7 separate regions of the Homo sapiens genome follow, and all the other regions are linked to region 6. The links are chromatin contacts, found by Hi-C or POLR2A ChIA-PET in ENCODE. All regions are on one chromosome and are shown on one strand. Each heading gives the region's core, a stretch centred on a gene start or an enhancer-like site at or near the end of the contact. The rest is flanking DNA. Distances are from core to core; before and after follow the strand shown. Region 1 overlaps TARBP1 (tRNA guanosine 2 -O-methyltransferase TARBP1). Region 2 has its middle 20 kb from the start of TARBP1. Region 3 holds the start of SLC35F3-AS1 (SLC35F3 antisense RNA 1). Region 4 holds the start of LGALS8-AS1 (LGALS8 antisense RNA 1). Region 5 holds the start of MTR (5-methyltetrahydrofolate-homocysteine methyltransferase). Region 6 holds the start of B3GALNT2 (beta-1,3-N-acetylgalactosaminyltransferase 2). Region 7 holds the start of HEATR1 (HEAT repeat containing 1).

Evidence for each region. Hi-C counts contacts between places; a loop is a spot of excess contacts on that map. ChIA-PET counts read pairs that join two places held with the same protein, here RNA polymerase II (POLR2A). Pooled maps may share reads with other maps.
Region 1: a loop to region 6 is called in a pooled map, with 4 times the contacts of the local background. The contact joins the enhancer-like site here to the promoter of B3GALNT2 in region 6. A Hi-C loop is called at or near these places in 8 of 50 pooled maps. POLR2A ChIA-PET finds 5 or more read pairs at or near these places in 2 of 52 experiments (B cell and T-cell).
Region 2: a loop to region 6 is called in a map of ascending aorta, with 7 times the contacts of the local background. The contact joins the enhancer-like site here to the promoter of B3GALNT2 in region 6. A Hi-C loop is called at or near these places in 3 of 168 maps with a recorded cell type or tissue (PC-9, ascending aorta and mammary epithelial cell), 14 of 37 single-sample maps with no recorded cell type and 16 of 50 pooled maps. POLR2A ChIA-PET finds 5 or more read pairs at or near these places in 4 of 52 experiments (A549, T-cell, activated CD4-positive, alpha-beta T cell and 1 more).
Region 3: a pooled map shows a loop between it and region 6 (7-fold over the local background). The contact joins the promoter of SLC35F3-AS1 here to the promoter of B3GALNT2 in region 6. A Hi-C loop is called at or near these places in 2 of 37 single-sample maps with no recorded cell type and 2 of 50 pooled maps.
Region 4: a map of B cell shows a loop between it and region 6 (10-fold over the local background). The contact joins the promoter of LGALS8-AS1 here to the promoter of B3GALNT2 in region 6. A Hi-C loop is called at or near these places in 8 of 168 maps with a recorded cell type or tissue (B cell, CD8-positive, alpha-beta T cell, ascending aorta and 5 more) and 21 of 50 pooled maps. POLR2A ChIA-PET finds 5 or more read pairs at or near these places in 2 of 52 experiments (MCF 10A and activated T-cell).
Region 5: a map of B cell shows a loop between it and region 6 (32-fold over the local background). The contact joins the promoter of MTR here to the promoter of B3GALNT2 in region 6. A Hi-C loop is called at or near these places in 7 of 168 maps with a recorded cell type or tissue (B cell, CD14-positive monocyte, CD4-positive, alpha-beta T cell and 3 more), 2 of 37 single-sample maps with no recorded cell type and 20 of 50 pooled maps. POLR2A ChIA-PET finds 5 or more read pairs at or near these places in 3 of 52 experiments (CD4-positive, alpha-beta T cell, MCF 10A and activated T-cell).
Region 7: a map of endothelial cell of umbilical vein shows a loop between it and region 6 (25-fold over the local background). The contact joins the promoter of HEATR1 here to the promoter of B3GALNT2 in region 6. A Hi-C loop is called at or near these places in 5 of 168 maps with a recorded cell type or tissue (B cell, CD4-positive, alpha-beta memory T cell, endothelial cell of umbilical vein and 2 more) and 15 of 50 pooled maps. POLR2A ChIA-PET finds 5 or more read pairs at or near these places in 1 of 52 experiments (CD4-positive, alpha-beta T cell).

The regions. Positions count from the first base shown.
Region 1 is chr1:234,399,616-234,402,315 of GRCh38, forward strand. TARBP1 (tRNA guanosine 2 -O-methyltransferase TARBP1) reads right to left here. Exons shown (of 30, transcript NM_005646.4): 25 at 1,566-1,647. Among named protein-coding and RNA genes, the nearest start is that of COA6-AS1, 27 kb to the left of the region's middle. Within about 2 kb of position 1,341, at least 5 of the 41 ENCODE cell types and tissues checked have a DNase peak (open chromatin) inside an H3K27ac peak, as active enhancers do; they include B cell, where a contact is called at or near this core.
Region 2 is chr1:234,497,913-234,500,612 of GRCh38, forward strand. No RefSeq gene overlaps it. Among named protein-coding and RNA genes, the nearest start is that of TARBP1, 20 kb to the left of the region's middle. RefSeq lists enhancers at 1,211-1,505, 1,500-1,549, 1,590-1,639, 2,050-2,139. Within about 2 kb of position 1,344, at least 35 of the 41 ENCODE cell types and tissues checked have a DNase peak (open chromatin) inside an H3K27ac peak, as active enhancers do; they include PC-9, ascending aorta and mammary epithelial cell, where a contact is called at or near this core.
Region 3 is chr1:234,271,636-234,274,335 of GRCh38, forward strand. It overlaps SLC35F3-AS1 (SLC35F3 antisense RNA 1), which reads right to left and starts at 1,387. Exons shown (of 2, transcript NR_183711.1): 1 at 567-1,387. The region is part of intron 3 of SLC35F3 (solute carrier family 35 member F3); the gene reads left to right. It overlaps LOC105373206 (a long non-coding RNA gene), which reads left to right and starts at 1,428. Exons shown (of 2, transcript XR_949283.4): 1 at 1,428-2,248; 2 at 2,533-2,700.
Region 4 is chr1:236,523,235-236,525,934 of GRCh38, forward strand. It overlaps LGALS8-AS1 (LGALS8 antisense RNA 1), which reads right to left and starts at 1,274. Exons shown (of 1, transcript NR_034040.1): 1 at 1-1,274. LGALS8 (galectin 8) reads left to right here and starts at 748. Exons shown (of 10, transcript NM_201544.4): 1 at 748-827. RefSeq lists a silencer at 1,041-1,090.
Region 5 is chr1:236,794,007-236,796,706 of GRCh38, forward strand. It overlaps MTR (5-methyltetrahydrofolate-homocysteine methyltransferase), which reads left to right and starts at 1,286. Exons shown (of 33, transcript NM_000254.3): 1 at 1,286-1,731. The coding sequence starts at 1,698. RefSeq lists enhancers at 1,312-1,601, 1,702-1,891.
Region 6 is chr1:235,503,165-235,505,864 of GRCh38, forward strand. It overlaps B3GALNT2 (beta-1,3-N-acetylgalactosaminyltransferase 2), which reads right to left and starts at 1,288. Exons shown (of 12, transcript NM_152490.5): 1 at 977-1,288. The coding sequence starts at 1,088. RefSeq lists a silencer at 817-1,456 and enhancers at 1,390-2,066, 1,767-1,886.
Region 7 is chr1:236,603,252-236,605,951 of GRCh38, forward strand. It overlaps HEATR1 (HEAT repeat containing 1), which reads right to left and starts at 1,265. Exons shown (of 45, transcript NM_018072.6): 1 at 1,171-1,265; 2 at 703-876; 3 at 1-125. The coding sequence starts at 844. RefSeq lists an enhancer at 1,206-1,465.

The sequences.
Region 1 (2,700 bases), core at 91-2,590, 1.1 Mb before region 6:
CAAAGACTTGGAACCAACCCAAATGTCCAACAATGATAGACTGGATTAAGAAAATGTGGCACATATACACCATGGAATACTATGAGGCCATAAAAAATGATGAGTTCATGTCCTTTGTAGGGACATGGATGAAATTGGAAATCATCATTCTCAGTAAACTATCGCAAGAACGAAAAACCAAACACCGCATATTCTCACTCATAGGTGGAAACTGAACAATGAGAACACACGGACACAGGAAGGGGAACATTACACTCTGGGGACTGTTGTGGGGTGGGGGGAGGGGGGGAGGGATAGCTTTAGGAGATATACCTAATGCTAGATGACGAGTTGGTGGGTGCAGCACACGACCATGGCACATTTATACATATGTAACTAACCTGCACATTGTGCACATGTAACCTAAAACTTAAAGTATAATAATAATAAAATAAAAACAAAAAAAAAACAAATACATGAAGAGATACAGTTCCTATGAACAATTAAGCCCCATTATTTTATTTACACATACACCTTTAATTCATTTCATGACTGGAGAATAAATCATAAAACATATGAGAGTGAGGTGGTCAAAGGTAAGGATGAGGGAGGGCAGGAGGGAGGCAAAGGACTTACTCCTGTTGGAAGACTGAATAGAAAAAGGTTGACTTAACACTAGAGTGACTAGAGGAGTCCTGCAGAAAGATGCCGGACAAAGCATTCTGGGCGCTAAAGAACACAGAGCAGAGCATATTAAAATCTTTGAAAAATCCTAAATGATATTTGCAGTGAAGCAGCAGAAAATACACATTAGTGTTCTAGGATGCATATCTTGCAATATATAGATCTATACTTTTTTACAGATCAGTTTATCAATAATCTTAGTAATCCACCAAAAAAATTGCTTATGCACAGCAGCTTAAGTTACCAATAACTTATAAGTTCTTCAGAGGAAAAGCCCTAGGTCAGTGATTTAAATTCAAGGGCAGCACATTATAATTACAGTTGAAAAAGGGAGAAGGTATCATAATTTATGCAATGTCTAATGATTTACATATTGAATTAATTTACATGTTAATCATAATAAGCATGTTTATGGTTCTTAAAATTATATAAGCACATTTTGTTACAGTCAGTGAGGTGATGTATCATCTCCTATACAATTCTCATTACCCAGAACCTAAAAATTGCCATTAACAAAAAAGTATATCTTTTTGTTCTTTCATTAACAATGGGCTTCAGTACAATGAAATCTCACCTGCACAAATGTTCTCACTCATTTCCTTTTAATGTCAGAACAGATTTCTGTTTAGAGTTAAATATTCCCTTCCATTGTTTACAAGCCAGACACTGCCTGAGAAATAGAAAGTGAAAATGACTAGCCAATTTTCACTGCTTAAGAGTGAAATGAAAGCAAGTCATCTGCATAAAGTGACAAAGTTAAACTTAGAACTTTAAAATGTTAAGGTGATGTTTGTAAGCAAGAAAAAAACTTTACCCTAATCACAACCCTTCAACAAAAGCAGAAAGGAAGCATCAGGATTAAAGATACAATAGAGAATTTACAAATGATATTCTCTACTCACCTCTAGACAATAATCCTTGAGTGGGTGAAATGTTGCAAAAAAGAAATGCTCCTGAATGCGTTGCCAATTCTTCTTGGCATTCCTAAGGATTAAAAATATGGTATGAGCCACAGACAAATGAAACAACTCTGGTGAGGGGAGAATCAATTCAGTATCTTAAAGGGTGGCTGCAGAGTTGAGAAGGAACAGAAAATTTTATGAACTTTATCCTAAGATTTATACACACCTCTCCAAGATCAATACATACTTTAAAAACTGACACTTAATAAATTTCACATTTTGAAATGGAACCTTAAACCTATGTCTGGCAGAAAACTCTTTTTTCCAGGAGAGAAAACCATTACATAAAAGTCACCTTTTCTACTCCAAAGACTCATACCATGCAGCCAAGTTGTACCTACTTTCACAAACCAAACAAATTTACTATGAGCAGCGTTTAAATTTTTAAAACATCTGTTGTCAAGTTTATGTTTTAAAAGGCAAAAAAGGTAGGGATAAAAGTTATACAATATGGCAGGCAGGTTTCAGATAAAATTCATGATCATCAACCCATAAACTAAGCAGCAATTTCAAGACATTTTTCTGGCAAGATCACGCTCCTGCCCTGACCAGTGTGTCTTCTTCACTCCCTGGAGTTCCTATGCCCTCCCCAACCCTCTCACTATCAGCAGACAGCCATGCCTCACACATCACAGGAGACAGGAGTGAGAGATCTTTCTTCTTCCTGCCACCTCCTTACCCACCTGTCCTCTTTTCTCCTTCACTGTCAAGAGTCTCTCTTCAAAGGGCAATACCCTGCCCCGCAACAGATCCCATTCCCCTGGGTTTTGCCCTATCTCCCCCAACTTCCGCATCTCCCCTCTTCTCTATTCTAGCCTTTCCTTCAGCCTTTTCAAAAGGGCTTTTGTATCTAGTCTTAAAAAACAAAACAAAACCTTATTAAAGTGTCCATCAGTAATGGACTCAAGCGATATCCTAAGGCAAATGGAATATTAGGTAGCTGTTAAAAGAAAAGCAAGTTTACTGGAGTTTCACCTTTGGTGGGAGAAGGAAGGAGACTGTCTCGTTTTCATTCGATGCCTTTCTGCACTGTTCAACTTCCTGACTATGAGTATCACTTAAAAACAACTAATGT
Region 2 (2,700 bases), core at 94-2,593, 1.0 Mb before region 6:
AATTGTGGCTCCCCAAAATTCCTTTGTTAAAGTCCTAACCCCTAGTACCTCTGAATGTAACTGTAGTTGGACATAGGGACATTAAAAGGGTGATTAAGGTAAAATGAGGTCATGTTGGTGGGTCCTAACCCAATATGACCGATGTCCTTATAAGAAGAGAAAATTAGGACTGGGCACAGTGGCTCATTCCTGTAATCTCAGCACTTTGGGAGGCTGAGGCAGAAGGATCACTTGAGCTCAGGAGTTTGAGACCAGCCTGGGCAACATAGTGAGACCCCCATCTCAAAAAAAAAAAAAAAAAAAAGAAGAAGGAGAAGAAGAAGAAACAATGAAGAAAAGAGAAGGCAACTAGGACACAGATAGGCACAGAGGGAAGACCATGTGGTAACACAGAGAGAAGACGACCATCTATAAGCCAAGGAGAGGGGCCTCAGAAGAAACCAACCCTGCCAACACATTGGCCTTGGATCTTCAGCATCCACAACCGTGAGGCAATATAATAGCCCTAGCAAACGAATGCAGATGTCTTCCAGTTTTAAAAAGACAGCTACATAATCTTGGGTCAAGTGAACAGGATGCTATTTTTCCTTAAAATTGTTTTATTAGATGCAATATTTGCAAGATACATTTCAAAGGTGGAGATAGGAGGAAGGTTTTGATGTCAAACAAGTTTAGAAACTATAGCAAACTGTAGTTCCTTCTTAGAAATCCACTACATTCTCAGTATGTGTCATGCTCCTGAGATATCCTGCAATCAGGTCTGTTTAACCTTTGCGTAACCCTGACTTTCCCAAACTTTGAATGCCTTTTCAAAAAGAGATACAATTCTGATTAATAACACCATCATTCTTGGAACACACTTTGGAAACACTAGTATGAACAAAATATGAGGCAAATATTCTAAGGATATAAAGATGCCTGTGGACTGAGCCTTGAGAACTGTGGGATTCACAAGGCTGGAAGGGAATACACGCGTTCCAGGTAGGGGCGAAGGGAAGACTCCTGTGGCCCGTCATGTGGCGTCATGATGTGGAAAGCAAGGCACAGAGGGGCCACACTGCCCAGAGCCGAGTGCTTATGTTGCTGTGTGATAGGAAGGCTGGTCCTGAAGGAAGGATCAGTGCCCCCTTGTCAAAGAGAACCTGAGGCTTTCAGTATCCAGTTGTAGAATAAGGAGTGGAATTCGGAACATCTGGCCCTCGGTGTCTTCCTTTGGGGGCCCTGGTGATCACTTCCAGCAGAACTTTATCGCCCGCAATGGGTTCCTTCTATGAGGTCTGTCAATGGGGTAAAAGCCCGGATGGTGCGCCCAATGTCAGCCCGAAGCCACCAGATGGCGCGCGGAACCCGCAATGCACGTGCGCCAGCCTCGCGTTTGTCCCCGCACTGGCCCCAGGCCTTGGGAAATGTGTCTTTCCCCAGCCTTTTTACACTTTAGGAAGCTCTTCTTTAGAGAAGCATGTGAAACACCCCCCTGCACAACTGTGCTCCTCCTGCCCTTCCCCTCCTGGGGACACATCAGCAGCCCTTCCCTGGTTTGAAGAGTTTCCAAGCCGAGGAGTCTCTTGCATGTTTGTTCTACTGGAACTCGAAGCAGGAAGCACTGAGCTTCCATTTTGTAACCCACGATCCTGGTGAAGACAATCGTTAGGGAAAAAACATCTTAAGGATTGTGTGTTAGGGCAACCTCATTTCTGGCGTGAAAACAAGCCCCGCAAACACCCTGTTGTTACTCTGGTGTTCTGACTGCAAACACGGGGGGATGTAAGATTTTTACCTAATCCCAAACCTCGGCCCTGAAGAGTTAATGATGTTACTCATGCCACTGGGGCACAAAAGAAAGACTTGCATGTTCGGGTGGTTATGGCTTGCCCAGAGCGGTGGAATGAGCCATAAGGCTGAAGGCCAAGGGACTCGGGCCACCCATGCAGTGAAATAATCCCCCAGAAATGCGGTGCCGGGAGTGGAAATGAAAGTAAAGAGAACAGTCATTCCAGGGCATTGGCTAAACCTGACTAAACCTGACTGATCATCAAGCCTAAAGTTCTCTCGACTCCCAAAACTGCAAATCTCAGATTTTGGGAGGTACTGCGTAGAAACCAGGAAATGACAGAAATCAAGCAGTTGGAACACTGTTCTTGTCCAACTCTGGGTCTTAAGCTCTGTTCTCATTTTCAGTTCCAAAAGCAATGAATAATTAATAAGGTAGTTTTTGAATGGAAAGCACATTTCAATGGATGAGTGATGATTTCCGAAGGGCCTCTGACAGTTTCTGTTTATTTCCTTCCTTCTTTCTCTTTTTGAAATAAAACCGTGGAAGTGAAGACTGAAGCAATATTCAAATATACAACAGCCTGCATGTTTGACCCATCAGAAACTTGCACCAATAATGAAAAGCAGGATCTAATATCTACCTTGGCACCTGCTGTATGCCTCACACTCTGTTCCGTGTTTTTATGGAAGTGATGTCTCATTTAATCCTCACAGTCATGGCTTGGTAGTTGGCACTGGCCCAGGTTTTTAGATGAGGACTCTAGGCTCCTATGAGGTTAAGCAGCTCACCCAAAGTCACACAACTAGTAAACTTGAGAACTAGGAATTGGAACTAGGTATATCTGATTTCAAAGCCTCAGTTCCTCTTCCTTTGCCCATGCATTTCACAGACTCATGGGACCTCATGGAGTTAGAAGGGATCTGGGA
Region 3 (2,700 bases), core at 137-2,636, 1.2 Mb before region 6:
ATTTGCCGAAAGCAAGAACTTCATTCATTGAGATTTGTGTCTCAGGTTTTATCATATCATGAATAGACTTTGTACACAAAGAAAAACTAAAATATTGCTAGTAAATCAATCTGGTACCATGATCCCAGTGAATAATGATAATTCCTTGACCTTCAATTAATGAGTGCAGGGATTGAGCTCCATTTAAGAAATGTGTGAAGAGAACAAGGCCAGATGCAGTGGCTCAGGTCTGTAATCCCAGAACTTTGGGAGGCGAAGGTGGGTGGATCGCTTGAGTCCAGGAGTTCAAGACCAGCCTGGACAACATGGCAAAACCCCGTCTCTACAAAAAAATACAAAAATTAGCCAGGCATGGTGGAGCATGCCTGTAGTGCCAGCTACTTGACAGGCTGAGGCAGGAGGATCATTTGAGCTCAGGATGCAGAGGCTGTAGTGAGCCAAGATCATGCCATTGCACTCCAGCCTGGGCAACAGAGCGAGACTCTGTCTCAAAAAAAGAAAGAAACAAATGTGTGAAGACAACAGGCAGAGAATGATAAAATCCATTCATATTTAAGAATCCTTACCTGGCCCTCCTAATGGAATATTCTAGAACCGTGTATACTTTCCAGGGTATGGAAAGTAGGAGTAATAGAAGGGCAGCACGTAATTATTAATAAAACTTTTCAAAGAGGACAGGAAACAAGACCTAAAGCGTTCTAGAAGTGGAGAAACTCACTTCAACCACAGACTATAAGACCAGACAAGTTAAGAAGTAGCACTTCCAGAACATCTTTGCATGTATACTTTTGGAGTAACATCTTCATCTCTGATCCTCCCCTGCATTTGAAATTGTTCTGAGATAGGGTGGACTGGGATTGTGGGGTGAGGGTAGGGTACAGACATAGACCAATCCAGCCGTCTTCAGATGAGTCATGAAGGAAGTCGAGAGATGGATGAGGACTTGGCCTCTGTGCTCTTCAAGATCCCTTCCACCCTGGAGAGTCTGTGTCCTGTGACTTCCCCAAAGAAGCTTTATTGCTCTTTCTGAAGATGCTTCTAGAACAGCATTGGGTCTTTCTTAAATCTCAGGTTTTCCCATTCTTTTTCCTTTCCATGATAGTGACCACTCCCATATAGACTTGCTTTCCAAATGGCGTGCTGCCTGGTTCCACATGTCCTCTTGGTGGGTGGCTGCCTGCCCCTGTTTGTTGTTCTCTTGCCTGGCTGCTGCTTCTCCCAGCCAGTGTGGACAGCAGGCTCGCTGCCCCTGATGTGCCATGGGGTCAGCACAGCATCAGAACTCTCAGGTGGACTTGGAAGCCCGCGCAGGACAGTCACAGCCCCTGGGGGCTTTACTAATGAGGCTACATGAACTGCCTCTCTGGTCGGCACTCCTCGGATCCCTCTCTTGCTTTTCTGTCACCTTTTCCTTGTATTCCCTAATCCATTATTGAATCATGTGTGCATTATGTCATCATCTGACACCTGCTGCATTCAGGGAATTGCCAGCATGGGCTCACTCCAGCTGTCCCTGCCTGGTTCTCTGGAGTTGGCACTCCTACCTTCAATGCATCGATTTGAATCATTATTTCCAAACCCAGACGTCTGACTGCCAGCTGTGTCTACTTATTTTTACTATCCCTTATACAGGCTGTTGCCTATAAGTCTTCAGAAGCTTGGCGATGGCTTTCTTTGACTTTCTTTATTGATGACTGCCCAGAAGGGCCCACACCGGTGTGAGTGGTACAGGGGATGCAGGGAACGCAAGCCCAGGCAACCCCCCTCCCACGAGCCTCCCTACAATTCCAGCAGTCTGTCCTGCCCCCCTATCTGGAGTAGCCAAGAACTTAGGTTTGTGCTGAGCATTTTTGAAGAGGCAGCAGGAAGGCCAGAAGCACATCCTGCTATCACAAAATAATACTCCATCTTTCAGGATCGTGAAAATTTGAGTTATAAATTACGTGATACAGATTCTAAATTATGCAAGACTTCACAAGAGGTCAGGTGAAGGCTGGATGGCCTCAGAAGGATGGCTTCAGAAGGCCTTCAGAAGGATTGCTACAATTCATCATGCACAAGGTGTTGAGGGTCTGGAGCAGGGAAGGAATCGGGGGCATCTGAATGGAGAAATGGGGACTTGATGGAGGATTCATGAAATGATTTTTAGGATACTTGAGGGCTTGGGAGGAATACACACAGTCTGGAAAGTCCCCCTGCTTAAGGGTGCCACAATCCAGCTCCCGGAGGCATCCAGATGAAGCAAAAGGTAAGACTGACCAGCACAAGTGACTGTGGACCGCATACTCATTACATGCTGCACATGGTAGCATTTGTGTACAAAATAGGCCACATGCTGGATAGTGTTTTGGTTAAAAAAAAACCATCACATGCATTGAACTCCACTTTTAAAAGGAAAAACAGATACAAAGTCAGTTATCTATGGTCTCCATAGCTTGATTCTTAAAAATTGGGGTTAGCGAAATGTTGATAGTTCTCAGGGGGAAATGTGAACGTTGGTTCTAATTAAAACTGTCTTATTGGAATTTCCAGGCAGCTGGAGAACAAATACAAAAATCTTAATTAAAAGACCGTTTTGTGAGGTCTTCAACTTCTTCTCCATTTCACCAACACGCTGCACAGTCTGTGTATTCAGCGTCACCAAAGAGATTTTTAATTCATCAGCCTGGTTTTTGTGGATTGTTCGTTGCCTTCTCAGTG
Region 4 (2,700 bases), core at 24-2,523, 1.0 Mb after region 6:
AAGTGTCCAATTTGGAGAAAACACCCACACGCAGGATAACTGGCGAGTGACGCGGAGTGGCTGCGAGTCCAAGTTATCACTAACGGATGGGGAGCTTGGGCTGGGCACAGTCCAGCGTACTGAACCCTTCCCCCACCGTTTCACCTGCATACAGAGGTGTGTACTGTCAAAAAGCAGCGCCTCCAAGTCTCTTCTGGCACTGTCTGGACTTGGATCCGAGGCAGACGAGGAAGCTGAGAAAACCCTGGCGTTGACCCCGTGGACCTGGGCGCCCCGGGAAGGCCAGCGCTTGGTCCAGGCAGGCGGGGCCTGTGCGGTGACCACCCTGGTCCTGAAAAGTCCCAGCCCCGAGCGCCCTCCCTCCTAGACCTGGAGGCCTGGAACAGCCAGGTGGACGTCGGCCCACCTTTCTTTTCTTTCCTTCCCATTTTCCTACCACCTCCCACCCCACTCCGCCTTCCGGGCAAAGGCAGCCAGATCCACCCAGGACACATTCTTTGTCCTTATCCCTCTGTGCTCGTCCCACAGCAAGCCAGTCGCGGTCCAAGGCTCCAGAGGCTGTGCAGGAGGCCGAGCTGGGTGGCGATCAGCGGCGGGTCCCTGTCCAAAACCCAGCAGAGCCGCCAGGGACGCCCCAGACACAGAAGGCGGGGCGCGGGGAGGGTGGGGAGACCACAGCAGTGAGGCGCGCGAGCCGGGAAGTGAACGAGGACTGACTCCTGTCGCTTCCCGTAGCCGCCCACGGACGCCAGAGCCGGGAACCCTGACGGCACTTAGCTGCTGACAAACAACCTGCTCCGTGGAGCGCCTGAAACACCAGTCTTTGGGTGAGTCGCGCGACCCCCGGCCTCGGGTGGCGGGGCAGTCGCTAGAGGCGTGGCTGCTCTGAGGGTCTCGCCAGTGGAGGATGGCATTCGGATGTCACGGCTCCTAAATCACCATTTGATGGGTGGGACAGTGTCCAGTCCACCCCGACCCGCCGGTCCTCACCGCGGCAGAGCCGGGGCTGGGTGGCGGGGACGCTGCCTCTGCAGGCGAGGCGCTCCGGGGCATAAGGGATTATCAGGAGTCGCGGCCTTTCTTGGACATCCCTGGCTGGGGTCAGGCTGTTTGCCCTGGGGTGTCTCCTCGCTGCAAACCCACCCCACCTGGGCTGCTTTCTCACCTGTTCCCTCCTAGCCTGAGGCCGAGCGCCACCTCCAAGTGGAGGAATCTGGGGAAGTTTCCTTCCCGGAATTTGTAGTGACAGTGGAGTGACCTCCATTGCGTTCCCTGCCTCTAACACGCTCTTTAGGATGCCGAGTCATTTGACTGCAGTGTTAAACATTGCAAAGCGCAAGTCATGTGACTTCCTTTGACCGTACGTGAAACTTAAGTGATGGCTGCTTGTGATGCATACGAAGTGTTCATGCTGGCGGGACCTGTCCCTGGGGATACTTCGGGGGTTGCGTGATTTAATGCAAGCAGATGGCTTAAATTGGGTCACTGGCTTGTTATTATACATGTGTATGGCAACTCGGCATCCATTCTTTTTGCTCTTGTTCTTACTTCCTGAATTGAGTCACGGAGCCAGAGTTTTGAGGTTTTGACTAACGAATTAAGTTAATGACATGGGGCTATATTTAGGTGGTAAACCAAGAGGGATACAGTTTTTTTTCTTAATAAAGAAAAAGTGATAGATTTGATCGGTGTGTATTGTTGGTGTGCAGTATAATGACAGAATTGCTGGAAGTAAAATACAGGAAGCTCTGGTTTCATTTCCCCTTTAGTTCTGCTTAAAGTCGAGTTTTTCCTGGAGCTATTAAATGTAGTGTAGTGTCCATGAGTGCTTTTATCTTAAAAAATGTGGCTGATGCTTTCCAACACTCCCCTGCCCTGTGATTATTATTTTTTTAAGCAACAGAGAAAACCGTATCTTAATAGTATTAAAAGTATTGGATTTTTCCCTACTTTGATTTGTTTAAATTGGAGGAGGAAGAGCAATTCTTTCTATTCACAATAATAATAGCTAACATAGCGCTTACTCTTTCGCTGTTTTATTAACTCAATCCTCAGAACAAACCAATGATGTGAATACTGTAATTCTCATTTTATGGAAATGAAAATCTAAATGAATACCTCTGGTAATTGTACGGGACTGTTTGATTAGTATTTACCATTAATTAATTAAATTTTTTTTTTTTTTTGAGATGGAGTCTCGTTCTGTTGCCCAGGCTGGAGTGCAGTGGCACAATCTCGGCTCACTTCAACCTCCGTCTCCCAGGTTCAAGCAATTCTCCTGTCTCAGCCTCCTGAGTAGCTGGGACTACAGGTGCATGCCACTACGTCTGGCTAATTTTTGTATTTTTAGTAGGGATGGGATTTCACCATATTGGTCAGGCTGGTCTCTAACTCCTGAACCTCAGGTGATCCACCCGCCTTGGCCTCCCAAAGTGCTGGGATTACAGGTGTGAGCCACCATGCCTGGCCTATTTTAGTATTTTTAATAATAAATTCCATGTTAGAAATTTTCTACTGATGTATTTTTTAAGTCAATATTTCCTACACTCACAATCCAAAATTATTTAGTATATGAGCACACTGGTAAGAATGGGAGGCAGATCGTTGATTGTAATAATATTCTATTATTTGGTAAATATCAGTAACATAATATATAATTTAAATTTTAAAATAGGATATGAAGAAAAATGCTACATGCTT
Region 5 (2,700 bases), core at 36-2,535, 1.3 Mb after region 6:
CATGAATAAGTTCTTTAGTGGTGATTTGAGAGTTTGGTGCACCCATCACCTAGGCAGTGGACACTGCACCCAATGTGTAGTCGTTTATCCCTCACCTACTCTCACCCTAGCCCTTATAATCTTAAGATTTTTGGCTATTTAGGGCCATCTCATTCCTCCCTCCCTTCTTTGTTGCATTCTCTCTCACCTACTCCATTCCCCCCACCTTCCAAGTAAGACCATCTTTGGTAAGATGGTCTTGGTAAGAATGTGATACGCATTATAATAATTTTTCAAATCTTCAAAATTGAGGTATAATTACATACAATAAAATGAGAATGGCATGCAAATTTGTGCCTTTTTTAAAGCTTAGTAAATGTCATAATTTGGTTATAGTTTTTATTTTTCTGGATGCATTTGCTTTTCCTTACATCTACCATGCTCAGCCTTACAGAGATTTTTCTAGATGAATTTGCTTTTTCTCACATCTACCATGCTCGGCCTTACAGAGCTGCCCTTTATTTTAGAATTCCCTAAAGTGCTGTGTTGTACACAGGGAGCTTCTCCTGACTGGAACAACCTTACCTGGTACCACTCTTCCTTCAGGACCCAGATTCTTCTTTGAAACCTTTCCCTGGCCCCTTTGAATACTCTAGCTCTTTTAAAATGTATGTGGTTCTTTTTTCCCTGTTCAATTATTAATCTAACTAGGTTGTGAGTTCCTCCTCCAAGGACGTGAGGGTGCGATGTAGCTTGTCTGATTTTGCATTCCAAGTGTGTGCCCCAATGCCTGACACATAGTAGGTGCTCAATATATGTTTACTGTCAATAAGTTACAATTAACACCCCCATATGGTAATTCAGAGTTTTCATAGCGCGGTCAAACGATCTCATTTAACGCCTACTACAACCCTAAAAAATTCTAATTACTACCATCCTATCATTCTTGTTTGTAGAGTGTGGAGACTGAGAGGTTAACTGTCTTGCCCAGCGCAAGTCAACAGCAAAACGGAACTAAAATTTCAGGCTCGACACCACACAGCGTGTCGAGATCAGCACGAACTTGGCGCTGTGACTTTTCCTTAGAGGGGCCACTTAGGCTTACACTTCCGGATCCTGGGCACACAGAGACGCGAAAAGCTCCCGCGGGAAACTGGGGAGCGGGACTACATCTCCCAGAGAGCCCCGGGGCTAAACAGCAGGTGATTGGTTGATATTGACAGCCAATGCGGCTGCGAGGAGCTCGGGCAGACCAATCACAGGCCGGAAGGGGCGGGACCTCCCACGCCGAGGATAGATTGAGCGCAGAACTAACCGCGCTCTGAAAGGTTCTAAATGTCTGCGGGGCTCAGAGCCGGATGTCACGTCGTCCTCCTCTGCCGGTTTTCTCTTGGGTCCTTTTCCGTGCCGTCCCGCGACTCCGCCTCTGGCCGCGCGTGTCTGGCTGCTAGGCCGACACCAAGGACTGGCCGGGTACCCGGGAAGAAAGCACGTGCTCCAGCAGTTGCCGCGCCCAGCCCCGAGAGAGGCCCTAGGGCGCTGCGGGCTTTCGGGGTCCGCAGTCCCCCCGCGACGCGAGCCAACGGGAGGCGTCAAAAGACCCGGGCCTTGTGTGGCAGGCTCGCCTGGCGCTGGCTGGCGTGGCCCTTGGCCGTCGTCACCTGTGGAGAGCACGTCTTCTCTGCCGCGCCCTCTGCGCAAGGAGGAGACTCGACAACATGTCACCCGCGCTCCAAGACCTGTCGCAACCCGGTAACGCTGCGACCCCGTCTGCGTGGTTGGGTTGTGTTTCTTAACTCGTGCTGTGGCCTCCTAATCCCTGGGGCGATTCCCTTCTGCGGCGGGAGACGCCCGGCGGTGTTTCCCCGCGTGTGGGCGGCACCTTTAGAACTTAGCGCAGGAGCCCGGAGGGCTACGTGTTTTGCTCCACTCTTTGTCCGACCTTCACCTCTTTCTCCCCAGGCAAGCCATCAAAACCTGCAAAAAGCGTCCTCCCCTCGCCCCCGAAACACATTCTTAACGTCACAGTAACTAAACTTTCCAGTTCCACGCAGCATAAACCAGCTGGGCCCTCTGGAAGTTTTTTTTTTTGCATGGTGTGACGCTTATTCGTAAATATGTATTGCGCACCTACTGCGAAAGAAAGTTCAGGCGCGGAGAGACAGACGAGGAAACTCAGAGAACTATTTAAAACTACTACATGGAACTTTTTATTTTCTGCTTCTACGCACGCTGCTGCAAAACTGCAATATGCATAGACTCACTATGTTAAAATAGATGAGCAGACCCCACCTCCAGATACCGAAATGGGAGGTAGTAATTTCAAGCGATTCTGATGTTGGTGGCCCTGGGATCAACAGTGAGAAAAAGCTAGTTTAGCACGAGAACTGAACGTAATGTTAGCTTTATAACGAGCTCTAGATCTCTAAGGTCATGCCTGATTATAATTTGAGGACAAATACACCCGTAAAAACGGGTGAGGAGATGTAGAAACGAGAATTAGTGATAAGTACAAAACAGTAAATATCCTATCACATAGTGGGGATGTTTAGCTTCAGGAAGAGGGGGAATACTAAATTCGTAACGCACAAGGAAATTTATCAGAGGTTAACCGGTGACTCTCTTGATTCTTGGGTTCTGATAACGGGACTGATATAATTGTTCTTGAAACTAGTGGAACTGTGGCTGAGAAACACATCACTGCTGTTATTAAATAAGATA
Region 6 (2,700 bases), core at 38-2,537:
ACTTTTGGATTAGAAAACAGCTGTTTTGGGGAGAGATGGTAAGGGAAAAAAGTCCCAGTATAGTTACAAAATTAAGTATTACATAATATTTAAAAGAGCTTTCTAGGTTTCTTTCATGTTCTAGGGCAAGCCCTTAAAGAAGAAGACAAGAGATACAGGGAAAGCTAAAGTAGTGTTCAGGGTGGTGGAACCCACTAACAAAACAATCCGCTGGGCACCGTAAGTAAAGCATTCTATTAGGCTGTGACGCGAAACAAGAACAAAGGTTTCATTCCTACGAGAGATTAAGTTTTAGAGCAAATGGACACGATCGTTAAAGAATTTGATATTTCCATGTAAACTGCATTAGCAGGTTATGCGATCCAAACTCACAGGAACAACTCCAACTCTCGGCCATGCCCTATTTCATGTCTAGATTTGTTTAACCGACTTACATCATAATCCAAGAATACGAACTACAGTATATTCTTACAGCAAAGTTATTCCTTAAAAGCAAAACCGAGCCACCTTTGAAAACACGCACACACATTATCCACGGCACTAAAACCCCAGTCTTGACCGAGAAAGACCAACAACTTGGGGGGGAAGAAAACAACTTCAGAGCCAGAGCTCCCAAAGCAGAAAGCGCTGGCGGCTGAAGGGCACACGAGGTTCCGCTCCCGGGCGAACGGGCGGCGTCGGACATCACTAACCAGGCCTGGGGACAGGCGAAGGACTTGCAACTGCGGGCGCCGGCTCTGCGGGCGTTAAGGGAAACGGGGAAGTGAGAAGAGGCGGGGACACGAAAAGAGAAAAGCTCCCTCAAGTTTGCCCGATGTTAACGCTCCAAGGATGAAAAGAGCCGTTTGTTTCGTCTGGGGACCGTCGCGTTTGGCCCTTCCCCCGCCTCCAACAATTCCCGGCGAAGCCCCGCGGCACCAAGCCGGGCCTCCCACCCCCCCGGCGGCCGCCAACCCGCCCGGCCCCAGGACCTCACCTGCAGGGCCGGCCCCGGAGGCGCAGGCGGGCGGCGGGGAGCGCAGCCGCAGCCAGAGGTGCAGCGCGGCCCCGAGCACACACGGGCACAGCAGCACCAGCCAGTTTCGCATTGGCCGCCCCCGCCGCGAGCCGGGCTCTCCCGCGTCCCGGCGGAGAGGGAGGGGACCTGCAAGTGCGGAGACTGAGGGGCGGCGGCTGACGAGCGACCACTCCGAGCACGCCCGCCCTCGCGCTCGGCGACGTCTGGGGGGCTCCTCGCAGCTCCCGGCCCCGCTCCTCCGGTCCCTCAGACCGCGGGTGGCCGCGGCTTAGCCGGCCGAAGCCCCGCCCCCTCCGCCTGGCCTTCCCACCGGCTCCGCCCACCTTTTCTCCCACTCGCCCCGCCCTCTCCTCCCGCGTTTCCACACGCGCCAGCCAGCCGGCCGGGAGCTGAAGTCCCGCTCTGGGCCCAGGCAGGGGGCGCCCGCGGTTTAGAAACCACATTTCCCATGAGCCTAAGCACGCGCTTCCGTCACTCGGCGGCCGCGGGGGCGAAGGGCGAGGCCCCACACAGAGCATGCGCATCCCCCTTGACGTTTGCTGCCACCCCACGGCCCAGGGGAGGTAGTGCCGGAGACCCGGTGCTCGGAGGCTGCCCGGAGCCGCGAAGGGAAATGCGCTTTGCCTCAGATTTGAAGGAAATCCGAGTGGCTCTTGTGTGAAATCACGCAGAGCTCCTTTGTTCCGCGTGCTCTCTTGCTCGACTGCTGTGGGAGGTGGGATCCTGCTGACGTCTCCTTGGCCCGTAGAGTGGGGCGAGGAAGCCCGAGTGTCCGCGCCTGGAGCGGTGACTCATCAGGGATTAGCTCTGGTGCCGTGGGTTCCCGGCTCTTTGCCCGGTTCTGTGCTCTGGGAACGCAGGGTGACAGACAGCGAGCTGGGGACTAGGCTGTGGAACACGATGATGACGAGCCAATCAGGGTAGAACTGCACGTGCTCCGGGTTCATACTGGAGCTGGGAGCGAAACGGGAGCCGGGCGAGCTGGGAGAACGTGGGCTCCGGGGACCTGGGGAAGGGTGGCCGCAGCGAGCCTTCCAGGGAGAACGCCGGCCCCGCGTCTTGAGGCTTTGCCCCGGGTGGGAGCCCTCCTGGCCCACCAGGCCCGCGCCGAGGCAGCCGGAAAGCGGGGACGGGGCGGTGAAGGCACTGGGGTGAGGATGGGAGAGAAGGATGAGAACGAGCGGCTGGGCTATGGGGCGGTTTTTGTTTCTGCTTTTGTTTTTGAGACGGAGTCTCACTCTGTCACCCAAGCTGTAGTGCAATGGCGCGATCTCGGCTCGCTGCAACCTCCGCCTCCTGGGTTCAAGCGATTCTCCTGCCTCAGCCTCCTGAGTGGCTGGGATTACAGGCGCCCGCCACTGCGCCCAGCTAATTTTTGTATTTTTTTTGTAGAGACGAGGTTTCGCCATGTTGGCCAGGCTGGTCTCCAGCTCCTGACCTCAGGTGATCCGCCCGCCTCGGCCTCCCAAAATGCTTGGATTACAGGCGTGAGCCACCGCGCTCGGCCGCGGTTTTTTTTTTTTTTTTTTTAAGTTTCCACAAGTGTGGAAACAGAAGGTGACTGTATTATTGAAAAAAAGTCTTGGATGACAGAAGACCCAACTCAAACAGGCTTAAGGGAAAAAAGTACTTTGGCTCGCCGTGGCTCATGCGTGTAATCCCAGCACTTTGGGAGGCCGAGG
Region 7 (2,700 bases), core at 15-2,514, 1.1 Mb after region 6:
CTGTTTGTTTACTGCTTTGGTCTGAACACTTCGCTCCAAGGTTTTTGCTAGCTGACTGAACAACGGTGCTTCAAACTGCTCAAAGGAAGGATCAATTCCAAGCAACTCTTCCAGGCCAGTACATCCTAAATTTCAAAAAAGGCCAGTTTATTTAACAATTCTTCGTAAGCAAATTCATCCCACCCCTCTTTTACAGTTTTACTTACCCCTAAGAAGTTTCTGAATTCTTTAAGTACATATAATTTATAATACAGTCCCAAACACTGATTTCTAGTTTTCAACTTTTAGAGTAAATCCTATCTCATCTACTAGAACAGAAAGTACTTCGTGGCAGGGAACACTTTTTTTTTTTTTTTTTTGGATATCCCCTACAATAACTAGGCCAGTCCTCTGAGAGGACTTCTCCGTCACCCCAGTCACTGCCTCCATCCCCCTTTTAGCTGTTCTTCTCTTTGACATATTAGTTGACCTCTCTAATTTTGTTTCTTCATCTGTGAAATCCAGATACCTCTACTCATAAACATTTCAAGCACCAAGCACCTGACTGTTATGTTCTCTTTCCCTTAAAAATATACATCAACATGCTAGAAACTGCTAAGGAAGAGGACGGGACAGAAGAGAAAACAAGGGGAAAAAAAAAAAACAGTAACATCCAGAAAACAAACGCTTCCAAGAGCTTTTCTAAGTTAAAAGATGGCTCACCAATGGCGAAGGCGGTGTCCCTGTCGATTGTGGCCGCTTCCTTAGGGTCAAATAACAAAGAAGCAACTTCATCTCTAGATAAGAGGCTGGCATCACTTTGAGGGAGGGCGAGTCGTTGCAGCTGCTGGGCTAAGGACGTCATCTTTCACGCCAGCGGAGTTTTAATGACACGGGCTAAAAAAACGTAAGCACTTTGATAAGTTTCTACGAAATTATAAGGCGCCTCGTAAACAAACAATTCTCTTCTGCACTCAGCACCGTCATGGACACACAACGCGGGTGTCCTGAGATTTGTGGACCCCGGAGATGCAAAGACGATGGCAGCAGCGTTAACAACTAATTACAGTAGCGGCGACCGCGCCAAGGCTTTCCTTCAACCCTGATTCCGCAGATATCCGGAAAACTCTTACCCTCCCTCGATATGCCGCCCCCATCCGCAGCCACATCAAGCGGCTCTGTGCCGCTTACCTGGAACTGGGAATTTGGGTATATCTTGGAAGGCAACAACTCTTCACAGCGCTTCCCACATGGTACCAAGGAGCCCAACCCTCACCCGGAAACCTAAGGCATGCTGTAGAGCAACTTCCTGCTGCAGGCGCTACGGCAAGTGAAGAGGTTCAAGCTTGCCGGGAATGCGACGAGACAGCTCCGCCTCCCGAGACGAAAGCCCGCCCCTCAGCCCGCCGGACTCAGGCTCAAGTCTGAGCTTCGCCTCTGTAGCTCCGGTTTAGCGGTCTGCTCTGCGGCTTGTGTCTGAAGCTTTCGGTCTCTGGATGGGCCTTCTGTGGGCTTTAAGGATCCGTAGCCAGAATCATTCATTCAGTAGTGATCCAGCCTTTACTAGGTGCCAGCAGCACCGCGTAGTGTTGAAAGCTATGGGTTGTGAAGTCACGTGGTTTGGGTTCAAATCCTGGCGCTGGCGCCTGTCGGCCGGGTTAACGCCACCAAATTATTTCATCTCTCCGAGCTTGTTACTCACTCTACAAAGTGGGAAGAGGCCGAGATTGTCGTGAAAGGAGCTTCTGCTCCTAGTGCAAACCGATCTATAAATGCTGGACTCCACCGCCCCAGAGCTTGGGGGAGATCTTGTCACTCCTCTATGTTTCCATTCCCGAGGGGTAAATGGCATATATTTTTTTCTTTCAAAACGAATCATAGTCAGGCGCGGCCTGTAATCCGAGCACTTTGGGAAGCTCAGGCGAGCTGATCACCTGAGGTCAGGAGTTCGGGACCAGCCTGGCCAACATAGCGAAACCCCGTCTCTACTAAAAATAAAAGAATTAGCCGGACGTGGTGGCGGGCGCCTGTAATCCCAGCTACTAGGAAAGCTGAGACAGAAGAATCGCTGGAACCCGGGAGTCGGAGGTTGCAGTGGGCCAAGATTGCACCACTGCACTCCACAGAGCGAGACTGTCTCAATAAATAAATTAATCGAATCCTGTTGAGGTATAATTTACAAACAATGGTTACACCCACGTCAGTGGAAGAGTTTGATGACTTTTAGCAAATGCATGTATAGGTGTAATGACCTCCCCAGTCAAAATGACAGTTTCCATCGCCCCTAAAAATTGTCTCTTGCCTGTTTGCGAAGATTCCCGCAACCACTGGTCTTGGCCTCACTACAGATAGTGTTGCGGAAGAGTATCCTTATGTATGAATATAGCTAATCTGTTTCCAAAACACCGGTATGCGCTAGAACTAGGATGAACTGACGTCTTCCAGACGAAGGAGTGAGATCTGATGCTCTGTCTTTTCTGGATGCATTAATTTCTCTGAAGAGCTCTGCGGGGCCAGGGGGTCAAGTCTTTCTGTAACCGTCTTCCCTGGAGAATGTCAGAAACACAGCTACAAATTTGGAGGCCCTGGTTGTCTATACCTCATGCAGATTCTCTCCCATTTACAAACAGAATCTTTTGTTGTTGGTTTGCTTTAAAAGCATTTAAAACAACCAAATATTTTCTTCAGTTATTAGTATTTCTACTGACTGTTAATAATCTT